Regions from separate parts of the Homo sapiens genome. Here region 1 is linked to region 2. The links are chromatin contacts, found by Hi-C or POLR2A ChIA-PET in ENCODE. All regions are on one chromosome and are shown on one strand. Each heading gives the region's core, a stretch centred on a gene start or an enhancer-like site at or near the end of the contact. The rest is flanking DNA. Distances are from core to core; before and after follow the strand shown. Region 1 overlaps RNGTT (RNA guanylyltransferase and 5'-phosphatase). Region 2 overlaps LOC101928911 (a long non-coding RNA gene).

What was found. A loop is a pair of places that touch in the nucleus more often than their neighbours do. ChIA-PET counts read pairs that join two places held with the same protein, here RNA polymerase II (POLR2A). Pooled maps may share reads with other maps.
Region 1: a pooled map shows a loop between it and region 2 (5-fold over the local background). The contact joins two enhancer-like sites. A Hi-C loop is called at or near these places in 1 of 168 maps with a recorded cell type or tissue (sciatic nerve), 1 of 37 single-sample maps with no recorded cell type and 2 of 50 pooled maps. POLR2A ChIA-PET finds 5 or more read pairs at or near these places in 2 of 52 experiments (CD4-positive, alpha-beta T cell and naive thymus-derived CD4-positive, alpha-beta T cell).

Annotation. Positions count from the first base shown.
Region 1 is chr6:88,760,406-88,763,436 of GRCh38, reverse strand. The region is part of intron 13 of RNGTT (RNA guanylyltransferase and 5'-phosphatase); the gene reads left to right. Among named protein-coding and RNA genes, the nearest start is that of RNGTT, 200 kb to the left of the region's middle. Within about 2 kb of position 1,581, at least 3 of the 41 ENCODE cell types and tissues checked have a DNase peak (open chromatin) inside an H3K27ac peak, as active enhancers do.
Region 2 is chr6:87,830,769-87,833,716 of GRCh38, reverse strand. The region is part of intron 2 of LOC101928911 (a long non-coding RNA gene); the gene reads right to left. Among named protein-coding and RNA genes, the nearest start is that of AKIRIN2, 130 kb to the right of the region's middle. Within about 2 kb of position 1,601, at least 7 of the 41 ENCODE cell types and tissues checked have a DNase peak (open chromatin) inside an H3K27ac peak, as active enhancers do.

The DNA of each region.
Region 1 (3,031 bases), core at 332-2,831, 930 kb before region 2:
TAAGATAGACTTACCATGTGACTCAGCAATTCCACTCTCAAGTATATACCCAAGAGAAATGAAAACATATGCCCACACAAAACTTGTACGTAAATCTTCTTATCAGCATTATTCATAATAGCCAAAGGGTGGAAACAACCCCAAATATTTATCAACTGACACATGGATAAATACGCAAACAAAATAACTCTTCCACCAGGCACAGTGCCTCACTCCTGTAGTCCCAGCACTTTGAGATGTCTGAGGTGGGCATAGTGCTTGAGTCCAGGAGTTTGAGACCAGCCTGGGCAACCTGGTGAAACCCCATTTCTAACAAGAAATACAAAAAAAAAAAAAAAAAAAAAAAAAAGCTGGCCATGATGGCACATGCCTGTAGTCCCAGCTACTTGGAGGCTAAGGTGGGAGGAACACCTGAGCCTGGGGAGGTTGGGGCTACAGTGAGCTGTGGTGGGGCCACTGCACTCCAGCCTGAGTGACAGAGTGAGACCCTTCCTTAAAAAAAAGGAAAAAGAAAATACCTTTCATTTAGACGACTGTAGTGGATCCTCTTAAGCAAAGAGACTCTGGATATTATGCCAGCTGGATTTCAATTCAAGCTCTGCCACTCTTTACTCAGGTTCTCTCTCTGTTGCTTGTGTTTCTGTAACTTCATTATGTGGATAATAGTGCCTACCTCGTGTGGGACTTTAATGACATAATACATGTAAGTCCTTTAAACTACTGCATGTTACATAATAAATACTAAATATATATTTACTATTTTTTAAAAAGACCACTGTCTCTGTAGATTCTACTGTGGCAGAGAGCAGAAAAGCAGTATGCTGTGGCTGCAAGATATACTATTGGTCATTCTAGGCAAAGGCAGATGTCTTCTGATAGTACCACAGATTGGTACAGAGAAAAAAGTATTTGCCAACTTGTATATAAGATTTTAGAGGCTACATTGATTGGTTTCGTTAAAGACAGCACATCTGAAATGGCAGCTGCACTTGGTTTAACATGATTAAATTTATGATAATCAAAAATCATTCTAAATCTCTGATGGTGGTACTAATTTTTGTATTTCCCTTGGAGATATGTTACTGCTTTTGGTTTATTTCCCTGGTAGGGAAGGCTGGTTGAAGGGGCTTTTATTTGGCCTTTCCTAGCATAATGACCCTTATTCCGTGGGTCAGACAGCCAATGTGGAAATTCGTTTTCCAAGTATTTCTCTTCCAGTTATACATCCAGTAACTGGAAAATAACCGCAGGTTGTATTTGTGGACATACCGTCACACTTAGATTTAAACTTGAGCCAGTAATCCATTTATCACCTGATTACCCTAAGCTCTCCATTTAACTTACGGACTGCAGTGGCATTTTGGGTTCCTGGCAATTCGTGTCTGTTTAAAGTAAGTGTCTGGTAATCCCCTAGTGGTCTGGGTGTTCTTTCTTTTGGATTATAATTTTTTTATTAGATTTTTCTTTTGAAAGAAAGAACATCCGTACCACTAGGGGGTTACCAGACACTTACTTTAAACAGACACGACCACTAGGGGATTACCCATCGGGGATTACCAGAACAATCACTTTAGCAAATGCTGCTCATCCTTTGAAAAACTGTTGGAAGATTTACAGCAAGGGTCAGCACTTTTTTTCTATGAAAGGCCAGATAGTCAATATTTTAGGGTTTGTTGCCTATGTATCTCAACTACTCAAGTCTACCATTGTGGTGCTAAATCAAAGCTAGACAATATGTGTATGAGTGAGCATGACTGTGTCACAGTGAAACTTTATTTACAAAAACAGGTGTGAGGCCAGATGTGGCCTGTAGACTATAGTTTGCCAACTGTGGATTTACAGTACTGTACATGGTTGTAGTAGTATTGCAATACCTTCTTTAAGGGGATCTGGCCTCCCACTTGTATTGGGAGGCTTAGGTATTTTTGTTGTTGTTTGTTTGTTTTGAGATAGAGACTTACTCTGTTGCCCAGGCTGGAGTGCAGTGGTGCAATCTCAGCTCACTGTACCGTCCACCTCCCGGGTTCAAGCGATTCTCCTGCTTCAGCCTCCAGAGTAGCTGGGATTACAGGTGCCTGCCACCATGCTGGGCTGATTTTTTATAATTTTAATAGGGGTGGGGTTTCACAGTGTTGGCCAGGCTGGTCGCAAACTCCTGACCTCAAGTGATCCACGTGCCTCGGCCTCCCAAAGTGCTGGGATTACAGGTGTGAGCCAACATGCCTGGCCAGAAGGTTCTGGTTTGTTAACCAGGTAAGGTCTGCACATTTAAAACTGAGAAATGCTAGCTTCCTAGCAAGCAGAATGGAATATATAGAATTGACTGCATGGTCTCCTTTACTTCCTATCGGAAAAGTCTTTTTACTCTGCTGACTAGAGTGTATGTGTGTGTGTGTGTGTGTGTGTGTGTGTGTGTGTATTTCTTTTGCTTCAATTCATTAAAAAAAAAAATAGAATGAGCTGGGTTTGGAAGCTGAGGCAGGAGGATTGCTTGAGCCCTAGGAGTTTGAATCCAGCCTGTGCAATACAGCAAGATCTCATCTCTGGGAAAAAAAAAAAAAAATCGTTTTCTCATGCTTATTTGAATTAGTGTTACTCTTTTTGAGAAGGAAATTGTGGTGGTAAAATATTTTTCTGAATGTTGAAGAACTGTTCTTATATAAGGAAGGATTAAGTATGGGGGAAAAAGTCTTACTACTTTGCTGAGCAGCATTTTTCTGTTTTCTACCCTCTGCCTCTTTCACAAAATGAAATGTTTAATTCTTTCATTTATATTTTATTTAAAAATTATTTTAAAGAAATAGACATAAAACACTAATGTAATCACTATTATTATAGTATGCTTAATGACTAAGCTATTTGGTATGTAGCTGGTTGTATTTTTTTATGTATAATATAGCTATTTTTATTATTTAGCAAATGACCCATAGTAACTGCTTTCTTATTTGAAAATATTCTCATCACCCAAACATATTTTAAGACAAATGCTTCGTTGGCTTTCAGTCTTTGAATGGTTACTACTGTTAACATT
Region 2 (2,948 bases), core at 352-2,851:
GCAGAGAGTCAATAATATATCTTTGTTGAGTTGCATTGACATTGTGCTGAGTGCTTAGTGGGCAGGCAATGATTGTTGATTGATTATGAAGTGGTGAACAATGCCTGTAAAAGACCTCTTCACAGAAGGCCCTGTAGCATAAAGTATTAGGTTGAACTCTGTAAAATGGCCATTTTTATAAGCCAAATTGTTCAAATATTGACAATTTCACACGAGCCAATTCAACATAAGAAAAATAACCTGGCGGGGCATGGTGGCTCATGCCTGTAATCCCAGCACTTTGGGAGGCCAAGGTGGGAGGATCACCTGAGATCAGGAGTTTGAGACCAGCCTGACCAAGATGGAGAAACCCCGTCTCTACTAAAAATACAAAAAGTAGCCAGGTGTGGTGGTGGGCACTTGTAATCCCAGCTACTCAGGAGTCTGAGGCAGGAGAATCACTTGAACCTGGGAGGCAGAGGGTGCAGTGAGCCAAGATCATGCCACTGCACTCCAGCCTAGGTGACAGAACGAGACTCTGTCTCAACAAAAAAAAAAAGAAAAGAAAAGAAAAATAATCTAACCGGAATAGCCAATAAACCCTGGAAAGTGTTCCCTTGGAAGGTTTTGAAATCTCCCTTCTTGGATATCTTTTATAATCTTCCTACAGCTCTTAATATTAGGTTGGTATAAAGTAATGGCAAAATCTGCAATTACTTTTGCACCAATCCAATACTGTTTTTTTGAAATATCTAAAAAGTTCAAATTTTAAACTATAAACCTTCAAATAGCCCAAAGCCCAAATAACAGAGATGAAACTTGATTCTGACGACTTTGGTGAGCCATGAGACTCTAGGGTCATGAGAACGGGGCCAATTGCCAACAGGCCACCAGAAGAGAAAGTGGTTTACCTAGCTGAGTATCTCCCATTCTTGGCCAAAAAGGAGGCTGAGACACTCTGGGGCCTGAAAAATTGGAATTTCTATGTGCAGTAAATCCTTCTGTTCCCTGGCACCCTTTAGCAGATTGATCTGCCTGTATATTGATGTTTTGGGTGCCATCCTGACCTTTGGAAAGGATGTCAATAGTTGGGGGTTAGTCCAATAGATGAGAGTGTTCTGGAACTGGCAGCTTTCTTTTGTGTGACTGGAGCCTCTGGAACTGGAGGCAGCAAAGGTAGCTGACAATGTAATTTATCTACATTTCACCTGGAAACAGTAACATGTCTTTGAGCTCCCTGGAGACCCTAGTCTGGAAAAAGGCCCAAGATACCTGTCAGACCAAACAATGCCTATCATATTTTATTACATGGCATGAAACGTAAGACTTTATGCTCCATTAGCAGAAGGTTTCATTTTCACTCCAGGAAGGTAGTTCAACATTACAACATCTTATCTTGTTCTTTCTTGTGTTTTTAATATAAACGGCCTTAAAATTTCCCACTTCATCCCCTACACCCACTGCCCCAGGCATCTAGAAGCTATATTATCAGATTTTACAGTCTGAGATAATGTGTCATTGTGAGATTCCCAATATATACGTGGTGTGTATTTTTTAAAAAAAATAAAACTACGGCCTGATAAAAAGAAGAAGTTTGCTCTCTAGTGGCTGACTTATAAAAGGCTCTGAAAACCACACAATAGGTTATCTTAGAAAAGGAGGACGTCTAACAGCGATATCTATGTAACAAGGTCTGAGTAATCATTTTGTTTTTATTGATTTTTTAAATTTTCTTTACACTGAAAAACTACATGATAGCAACTATTTGTGGATAGCTTTTCCTATTAAAAAATTTTATATCATTAAGCTAATTTCAATTCTAAATTCTGAGAGCAGCAATTAGGTTTCTGGTGTTATATTAGCCTACCGTACCTTTAGAAAGCTCTATGGATTGGTTTAATACTGTATCATTAATGTCTATTACAGACACATTGCTAAATAATATAATATCATTAGAGCTTTTTAAGCCATTTTTAGCTCTTTGCAGAAAGATTATATAAATTCAGAGAGAAACAGTATAATTATGAATATGATCCTAATTAATATCATTTTATTATTCCTTTTTCTACAGAAACTAAATTTATAAAATTTTACTATGATATGAATTATAAAGCAAGGAAAAGATTTATCCTGGGTGCTTTTCTTTTTAGCTCCCCCTTCCCCACTCTGTTTTACTTTCCCATTTTATTCTCCCACAAATCCATTCCTTTCTCCCCAAGTCTATACTATTTTTTTCACTCTCTTCAGTATCCTTCATCAGATAGTAGAAAACTGACAACATCACTGGTCCCTGAAGTTCCAGCCTTTGTTTCAAAAAAAAAAAAAAGAAGAAGAGGTTACCTAGGAAGTTTTCTACCTCCTGCACAGTAACAAATACTTTAAGGAATTTTCAGATCCATAAATATTTTTATTCTTACTTTATCTGTGGGAAAGAAACCATATAGCATAAAAGAGGCTTGAGCTTTTCAGGAGGTCAGTACTACAGCGGAAATAATGCACTAAAGAATGCAAAGAAGAGGGTTTTATGGGCTCAGGGACGCGGACATGGGGCAGTGCAAAAGGTTATTAAGAAAGGGAGTGATGCAATCTGATTTACATTTTTGAAAATTATTCTGGATGCTGTGTGGAGGAAGTACCATAACAAGCACAACAGTAGAAACAGGGAAACTTCTTTGGAAATGACTGTAGTCTTACAGGCAATAAAATATAGTTGCATGGACAAGGGTGATAACAGTAGTATTGTAAAAAGGGAATGGGGCCAGGTGCGGCAGCTCAAGCTTGTAGTCTCAGCACTTTGGGAGGCTGAAGCAGGTGGATCACTTGAGCCCAGGAGTTCAAGACCAGCCTGGGCAACAGAGAGAAACCCCATCTCGACAAAACACAAAAAAATTATCCAGGCATGGTGGTGGGCCCCTGTAGTCCCAGATACTCAGGAGGCTGAGGCAGGAGGATTGCTCAAGCCCAGGAGG